Linked DNA regions of Homo sapiens: region 1 is linked to region 2. A link is an interaction called in ENCODE POLR2A ChIA-PET data of the cell type or tissue named here. Cell type or tissue: A673. All regions are shown on one strand. Each heading gives the region's core, and the rest is flanking DNA. Links, peaks and the distances in the headings are about the cores only. Region 1 overlaps LINC02026 (long intergenic non-protein coding RNA 2026). Region 2 overlaps LOC102724877.

What was found. ChIA-PET counts read pairs that join two places held together with the same protein. Peaks named below come from ENCODE experiments on the same cell type or tissue, not always from the same donor. Only the 100,000 strongest peaks of a DNase experiment are listed, where the experiment ranks them.
Region 1: POLR2A ChIA-PET joins it to region 2 with 9 read pairs; 12 of 35 experiments call an interaction of 5 or more read pairs at or near these places.

Annotation. Positions count from the first base shown.
Region 1 is chr3:193,985,588-193,989,984 of GRCh38, reverse strand. All of the region lies in intron 1 of LINC02026 (long intergenic non-protein coding RNA 2026), which reads left to right. Among named protein-coding and RNA genes, the nearest start is that of LINC02026, 16 kb to the left of the region's middle. In A673, for the core only: no CTCF peak of the experiment used is centred there; a DNase peak (open chromatin) is centred at 2,614.
Region 2 is chr3:194,118,823-194,123,219 of GRCh38, reverse strand. LOC102724877 reads right to left here. Exons shown (of 6, transcript XR_002959666.2): 6 at 1-397. Among named protein-coding and RNA genes, the nearest start is that of HES1, 15 kb to the left of the region's middle. In A673, for the core only: no CTCF peak of the experiment used is centred there; no DNase peak of the experiment used is centred there.

The DNA of each region.
Region 1 (4,397 bases), core at 279-4,278, 130 kb after region 2:
AGAAAGTTCTTGCTTCATCATTATCTACAAGGTTTGCTTATAAAAATCCTTGCAGATTACATGAAAACCTCCACTAATCACTGAGTATCATATTTTTTTTGTAGCTTTCAATAAATACTTGTTGATTTTCCCCTAGAGATCCAGAAGCTCAGAGTAGACTTTGGTGTCCAGACAAACCCACTCAGGTTATGTTGCAGTTCTCTGTCAATAACTCTTAATCTTTTCTGTCTCACAGATTTCTATGGAAATTTGGTGGAAGTAAAGGGGAATTGACTAAGGACCATTAATATATGTATGGAGTGAATTCTGATCACTCCTTTTGAAAATCCTTAACTACCACGTTTTTATATTTTACTTGTGTTATTATCTGACACCCCAAAATGCTGAAGTACACAGTGACCTCAAAACAAGAGAGATGTGCACAGGATTGGACGGGTTCATTTGTTTATTTTAATGTAAAAAGGAGGAGATAGGCAACATTTTTTGAGAAGAGTAGTTTTCCAGGATGGTATCACAGCTTAATCTTGCATTAGGGGAAAAGCACTAGACTAAACTGAAGCTTTGGTTTTTATCACTAGACAGTTGTGAGTTTAAACTTCCCTTTCACTCCAGTCAGCCTCCATTTTCTTACTGTAAACTGAGAAGACTACATGGGATGGTAGGAGATTAAGCAAGAGGCTGTATCTGGAAGTGCTGGCTACATGTAAAGTGTGGCATCCATGAGGGGGATTCAGTAAGACTAGCTCCTCAGAATCCACCACAGTCAGCACTCAGATGAAATCATGACCAAGGGATGGACATGCAGAGGCCATTTTTCTTGCCTTGAACAGCAAATGCTACTTGCTGTGTGGCCCAACAGTCCTGTGCCTCCATTTGTTTCTTGCTGCTGCAGCAAAAAGATAAACATTTAGGGAGGCTCTAACATGGCTTGAAATGAGCACATAGACACTACCATGCCAATGAAGTCACAGTAAGTATCTCTGGTCTGCCCATGAGAAATACCTATGTCTACCATAGATCCTCTCCTCCCCTCTCCTCCACACATGCACACAGTTAGCCTCTCCTTTAAGCTCCAATGAAAGTACCAGCCACTCTATGGACCCTTCCCTGAACTGTGTTCTTTTCTCTCCTCCAGGACATAGGATTCTTGTCCGTCATATTGTAGTAGCATTTACTGCTTATTTTGTTCATCTGTTACTGAAATTGGTTTATTGTGTACCTACTATGTTCAAGGCTCTGTGCAGATCATAATTATATATAGCCTTGGAGTTATATATTACCTGGAGAGGGACTCAGCTGTGAGCTGCCAGCAGCCAACATTCAGCAGCTGAACGGGGAAGTTACGGTAGGTCAGGTCGGCCCCGCCAGCAGCCTCCACAACAGACTCCGACAACTCCCTTAAGATGAGTATTAGCATCGTTTATCTCTGTATGTGTTACACCCCTTGAGGTCTGGGATTGCTTATGGTACGCGCATTCTTCACATTGTCCAGCATGCAGAGTGGACTGCTAAGTGTCCAGCCGTAAGTCACCCTACCACCTGCTAGAATGCTGGGATAACATGGTAGTGAGTAGAGCACATAATGATAAAAGCTATATATGCCCAATTTCAAAAGTTTGGAAATACAGACAAGTACAAATTTACCTATAATTTCACCCTCCAGAGATGACATCTGCTGATTTTTTAGTATATTTCATTTTAACCTTCTTTTATCTATGCCTTTATTTACCTAATTTGGAATAGTCTGCTTGCAACGTTTTATACCCCATTTTCCCATACCGTTACAAATTTTGAAAACTTAATTTAAATGTCTATATAATATTCTATCATATTGATGAACCATCCTTTATTTGCCAATTTCCTTATTAGACATTTAGGTTGTGGTCAATTTTTTCACTATTATAAACATTACTGTAATGAGGATTTTTTATAGTTATGTCTACATGTCACCATGCTTATGTATCTGATTATTTTTCTTTGATGTATTGGAAGAATTTAAATTACTATCCAAAGGGTATAAAATGTCTAAAATTATTGCCAAATTGCTGTCAGAAAGGTTTATCCTTTCTAGTCTTGTCAGCAGAGAATGCTGGATTTGTCATACCTACACTAACATTAATTGTATTTTTCAATATTTACAAATTCAACTAGAGTGTATGGAGCTCTGGTTTTACTTTTACAGATGTCTTTGATCATTAGTGAACTTAAACATTTTAATATATTTACTGGCAACTTTTTATTCCTTTTTCTCTGAATTATCTGTTTACGTTTTTAACCATTTAAAAATGGAAGTGTTGGTATTTTTTCTATTGTGGGCTCCAGAGGCACTGCTAAAGGTTTTAAAAACCATTCTAAGTCACCTGCATGCCTTTTGATGCCACACCATCCATGGCCACCTTAGAAGAAAGATTAGTCCCAGAGGTAAAAGGCAGTTTCTTCAACTACAGCCTTGGTTATGTTGGGTTATTGTGCCATTTGTTCCTTTGATAAAGAGTGCACAAGGAAATGTGAGTGCCGTTTTTTTTTTTCTTTCTTTTTTTTCCTGCAGCACGCTTGCTTTCCATTAAGCGGATCCTTTGTGCTGAAACAGATTTGCAGTCCTGCCAAACCAGACGATGCTGCTGGCAGGAAGATGCACATGGTCTGATGTTAATGCAAGAGTGAGAAAACCTCTGTGGCACAGTCATGGGAGGTCAGCCCAAATGTAGAGTTTCCTTCCTTCCTTCCTTCCTCCCTCCCTCCCTCCCTCCCTCCCTTTTTTTACTTTCTGTAATTCTAAAGTGGCAGGAACGACTTGACTCTTTAGACCATATATTTTTTTCAGAAATACATTTCTGAAAATATATTCTCTGTTTTGTATGTTTTCTCTGTTTTGTCTCTGTTTTGTATGTTTTTCCTGGGTACTACAGATTTCTAAAAACATTGAAAGAGTAAAGCCTTTTTTGGAAGTCCATTCATAAGATGTCCAAGAAGAATTCATCACAGAAACTTCAACCTATTTTTTTTAAAAAGTAGACTCCAACAACTCCCTTCAGATGGGTATTATCTTGATTTTACAGATGAAGCTTAGAAGAGTTAAGCAATTTGCTCAGGGTCAATAGCCAGCAAAGCAACAGCATCAAAACTTAGATCCAGTTTTGCTGATGCCAAAATGCATGCTCCATTCTATACCATTCAACTAACCTAGCTGTAGCCCCTAATTATGTGAGATCAGAAAGCTCTAGTTACAGTCTTTCATTTTTATTTATTATTTATTTATTTATTTATTTATTTATTTGCACTCTGTCGGTCAAGCTAGAGTGCAAAGCGCGATCTCTGCTCACTGCAACCTCCACCTCCTGGGTTCAAGCTATTCTCCCTGCCTCAGCCTCCTGAGTAGCTGGGATTACGGGCACCACCACCACGCCTGGCTAATGTTTGTATTTTTAGTAGAGACAGGGTTTCACTATGTTGACTAGGCTGGTCTCGGACTCCTGATCTCAGGTGATCTGCCTGCCTTGGCCTTCCAAAGTGCAGGGATTACAGGTGTGAGCCACTGCCCCCGGCCTCTAGTTACAGTCTTTAACTGTGTGTGATTGGAAAGTCCATAGTGGATCCATGAGGCAGGCCCTGCAGGGAACAGGACATCACTGTGGAACATTTGCCGCAGTATTAGACCATAAGGCTCGGAGAGTCCTCAAATTGCTGCATGAAAGAGAATTCTTAATGGAGGACAGGGCAACCATATTCCTGGAAAAATGGCAAAGGAGAAATTGGACACATTGGAGTAAAAAAATACAAAGAAGATGGTTAATGACTTCCTCAAAGACTTTAGGAACTCCCCCTGTGGTGGGTCAGTTTCAGAGTCATTGCAAAAGGCTGTGGAGTTTCTAGGGCTACAGAGGGCGAAGAGTGGGTCCCGGCAAGATGGAAGTGAACTGCGAGAGGCTCTACTACAGTATAGAAATAGGATCTCAAGGCTGGGCGTGGTGGCTCACGCGTGTAATCCCAGCACTTTGGGAGGCTGAGGCGGGTGGATCACGAGGTCAGGAGATCGAGACCATCCTATCCTGGCTAACACGGTGAAACCCTGTCTCTACTAAAAAATGCAAAAAAATTAGCCGGGGGTGGTGTTGGGCGTCTGTAGTCCCAGCTACTCTGGAGGCTGAGGCAGGAGAATGGCGTGGAGGCAGGAGAATGGCGTGAAGCCAGGAGGTGGGGCTTGCAATGAGCCGAGATCGCGCCACTGCACTCCAGCCTGGGCGACAGAGCCAGACTCCGTCTCAAAAATAAAAATAAAAAAGAAATAGGATCTCAAGAACCAAGAGGATGAGCCTCACGCATGGAGGGGCTTGAACAGGAGAAAGACATGCCAGTGGATTGCCAGGGAATGGGCATGCCTTGGTTTCAGATGCCAA
Region 2 (4,397 bases), core at 225-4,224:
GCATCAGGCGTCAATATGGGCCTGGCGTGCAGGATGCGCGGGTGGTCCTCCCTCCCTCACGGAGACAGGAGGGCATGGGAAGGGCTGCAGAGGGAGGGGGAAATCAAAAGCATAAACCTGGGCAGATCCTCCCTGGACACCCATCTCACTTGTAGGAGATAAGATTGGTGGGAAAGATGAACACCCAAGACCCTCCCTGCTCCAGTTCTGTGGAGGTGACCATATCATTTAGGGTTCAAACTGGAACACTTTTGAGAGTGGAAGATAATGCTAGTAACACTGATGCTGGGACAACTGGCATAGGCTGGGATACATGACCATCCCGGTTCTGCGGGCCTCCGACTGTATGTGCTAGATTCACGTGTCCATTCAGTCGTGGTGTGAGCAGAGATGCTTCCTGAGGGACAGGGAGAAGAAATATTATTGAAAAATCATTCATGTTTTAGCACCTCCATATCTGTGAGGGGTGATACCATTGATCTACCATCCTTAGAGGGAGGAACCCCCATTTTTGAGGCTAGAGGACCTCCCTTAGTGTGTATAGGGGCAGGGAGAAGGAGAGGGAGGTCCCGTGACGCCTGTGCTTACAGTGTATTTGACATGACTTGGTTTCTTCTTCTTCCGTAGAGCAGATGTGCTCTGGGCTTGCCCACCTGTCAGTTTGCACCCAGGTGTGGCCGCGGCATAGAAATTCTACAATGGACTCTTGCTTCTACCAGCCATGGTTGAGAATGTTCATTTTTTGATGGTGTGTGCTTATGGAAAAAGTAACTACTACAGTTTGAAGTCCAGACCATAGTTTAATGGCTGAAGGAAGTCTCCTGAACGAAGGAGCACTTTCCCACGTGAAATATTTGCCCTTTTAGCCTTGAATTTAACTAAGTTTTTAATGGTTAAAAAAATGCTTTTTTTCTGAATAGGTCAAAATCAAGGTTTGTACTTTGTTAATTTCCTTCAAACAAACAAACAAGAGAAGAAAAATGGCTCCCTTGCCTGAGTGCTCATATATATGCCTATTTAATGATTAATAATACCTTGTAGGTTATTGTTTGATGTGGCCTCTATTGGTTTGAACAGGAGAATACTGATTCACTCTTAAGGCATTTATGAATCACAAGTGTTTACCCTGAGACAATAAACGAAAGGGAGAGATAAAAATAATACCCAAATATGCAGAGTTCTTTGAGTAAAACCTGGAGATAACGTGGGACCTCAGTCTTTGATATCCTGAGTGGGGGCCACTGCTTTCTCTCACAGAATAAAGATTGTGTAGAATGACCAAGACGGGCTTTTGAGTTTTGTAGATTTTTCCTTTCACTTGTTGGTAGGTTTGAGGCAGTTTTTTTACCCTGGTTTCCATGTCACGTACATTGGTTTTCCCTCTCCCTGGTTTTGAGGTAACTCCATGCCGTTCATTTGCAAGGAAGAACCTTTCCAGGTCTGCAAAGAGCGCCCTTCTCTAGAGTTTCACTATTTTCCCCTTATTCCAGAGGAGGCTCCAGAAGTAACCCAGATGAGAAGAGAAAGGCCGGCCTCCGAGGTGCTGGTGGGGCTGGAGAGCAGGAGAGCAGGAGGGATTCAAGAGATTAAGAGAACCGACAAGTCTTGGTGACTGGATTGGACCATGATGGAGAAAGAGGGGTCCAGAGACGACACTGAGTGGGTTGTGGTGGCTCGTGCCTGTGGTCCCAGCACTTTGGGAGGCCACGGCGGGAGGATGGCTTGAGCCCAGGAGTTTGAGAGCAGCCTGGACAACATAGGGAAACTCCATCTCTACAAAAAAAATGAAGAATTAGCAGGGTGTGGTGGTGCCCAGCTGTGGTCCCAGCTGGTGGTGCTCAGCTGTGGTCCCGAGAGGCTGAGGTGGGAGGATCACTTGTTCTTAGGAGGTCAAGGCTGCAGTGAGCTGTGATTGTGCCACTGCACTCCAGCCTGGGCGACAGAGTGAGACCTTTTTTTTTTAAAAAAAAAAAAAAAAAAAGGAAAGGACACCAGGTTTGTTACTTGAGCAACTAACTGGCAGACCCTTCTTCCAAATTCCAAGTTTAATAATGATATCTCCTAGACTGATTTTCCCTCCTCTCTGCTGAGAAGTATAAAGTTCTGTGAAAGAAGATTGACAAATTTGCAGTTACCTCTGATGATTTTTTTTCAAAATGTTTTGCTTTGAGGTAATTTTAGATCTACAGAGAAGTTGCAAAAATAGTAGAGTGAACTCTCTTATACCCTCTAACCCGCTTCCCCTTATGTCAGTCTTACACAACCGTGGAATAGTCATCAAAATTAAGAGAATCATCTTGGTACAATACTATAAATGGCAGACTTGATTTGGATTTTACCATTTTTTCCTAGTCAAGTCTTTTTTTCTGTTGTAGGATTCCATCTGGGATTCCACAGTGCATTTAGAAGTCACGTGTCCTTACTCTCCTGCACTTGCTGACGGTTTAGGGGACTAGTTAGTTATTTTGTAGCCTGCTCCTCCATTTGTGTTTGTTTGGTGTCTTCTCAGGATTGTGTCGAGGAGCTGCATTATTGGAAGGACATCACAGAGAGAATGTGCCCTTTCCAGGCGTCATGTCAGGGGTTCCATGATGCCACTTTATCTCATGGCTGATGTTAACCGTGATCACTTTGTTGAAGTGGTTTCTGCAAGGATGGTTCACTGTAAAGTTACAATTTTCCCTTTGTATTTCCTAAATATTTTTGTAGGGGGTGGAGGAGAGTACTTCAAGACTATGCAAATGGTCTATTTCTGCTTATACTTCTGTCTACTAAATTTAGAATCCATCAAAGGATCTTGCCTGTAGCAACTATTATTGTGGTGATCTAATGGGAATTTTTTCAAATTTCCCTCATTTCTTCAACACTTATTAATGGGAACTCTTCCAGAGGAAGAGTTTGCCTGACATTACATTCTGAGAAAGCAGAAAAAAAAAATCCGTATGCTTTTGGAGCCTACATTTTAGATGAGACAGATAAGCAAAATAAATAAATCGGTTGAATGCTATTTTAAAAGGTAATTGGTACTCTAGAGGGAGATTAAGTGGGGAAAGGGGAAGGGGAGTGCCGGGAGGGTGCAGGTTTAAATTGCATGCTCAGGAAAGGCCTTAGAGAGATGACTTTGACTTTGAGCTTGCTGGGGGAAGCTTTCTAGAGTGAGGGAACAGCAGGTGCAGAGGCTCTGAGGCAGGACCACCTGCTCTAGGAACAGCCAGGAGGCCAGAGTGACTGGGGCAAAGTGAGCAAGGGGAAGAGGAGGGAGATGGAGCTGAGAGTGAGAGTGATGGGGCCCGATGATGCAGGCTGGTGAGAAGGAGGGCATTCTAAGGATCTAGCTGTTGCTCTCGGGGAGGCGGGAGCCATTGCAAAGTTTTGAGCAAAGCAGTTACATGACATGCTCCATTGTTTTATTTATATTTATTTATTCATTCATTTATTTTTGAGATGGAGTCTTGCTCTGTTGCCCAGGTTGGAGTGCAGTGGCACAATCTCGGCTCACTGCAACCTCTGCTTCCCCGGTTCAAGCGATTCTCCTGCCTCAGCCTCCCGAGTAGCTGGGACTACAGGCATGTGCCACCACGCCTGGTTAATTTTTTGTATTTTAGTAGAGACGGGGCTTCATCATGTTAGCCAGGATGGTCTCAATTTCCTGACCTCATAATCTGCCCATCCCAGTCTCCCAAAGTGCTGGGATTACAGGTGTGAGCCACCGTGCCTGGCTGACATGCTTCATCTTTGTAAAGGATCAGTTTGGCTGCTCTGTGTAGGCAAGGATAGAGGTAAACTGTAACCTTAATCCAGGTAGGAAGTGAAGCTGGCTTGGAACAGAATGGTAGGAAAGAGGTAGTTGGATTTTGGACGTATTGTGGGGGTAGAACTAACACAGCAAGTTTGGGCAGCACTCGCTGGCCACATGGATGTAAACCGTGTGACTCCCCCATGGGAGCCTTCTGTAATCTGGATCCACTTTTGTTGTCTCTATGCTGCACCTCATACTTGTCTCTGTCCCAGGACCAACCCTCTACCAAGGCCAAGCCACTACCAACATTTGCTCGTACAGTCTCCCAGCCCTCAGTGTCCTCAGCCAATCAAGATCCTTCCCGCCCTTCCAGGCAACCACCACCCCAACACCCACTAGCCCTCTGAACACCTGCTGTCTAGGTCATGGACAGCAACTAGGCTCTGCTTCACGTGTGCAGCCCCTGGAGGAAGGTACAACCTCAAATGCCGCTGCAGCCTCAGAGGCCCTTAAACACAAGAACCAGCACTGAGTACATCACGGGCTCAGTGGTTGGCTTGTTGGTATACGGCATATGCTAAGAATGAGACACTGTATTATGTTTCCTCTTACTCATGCAAGTACATGTTGCATTGTACTCCACATGGATTCATGTTGT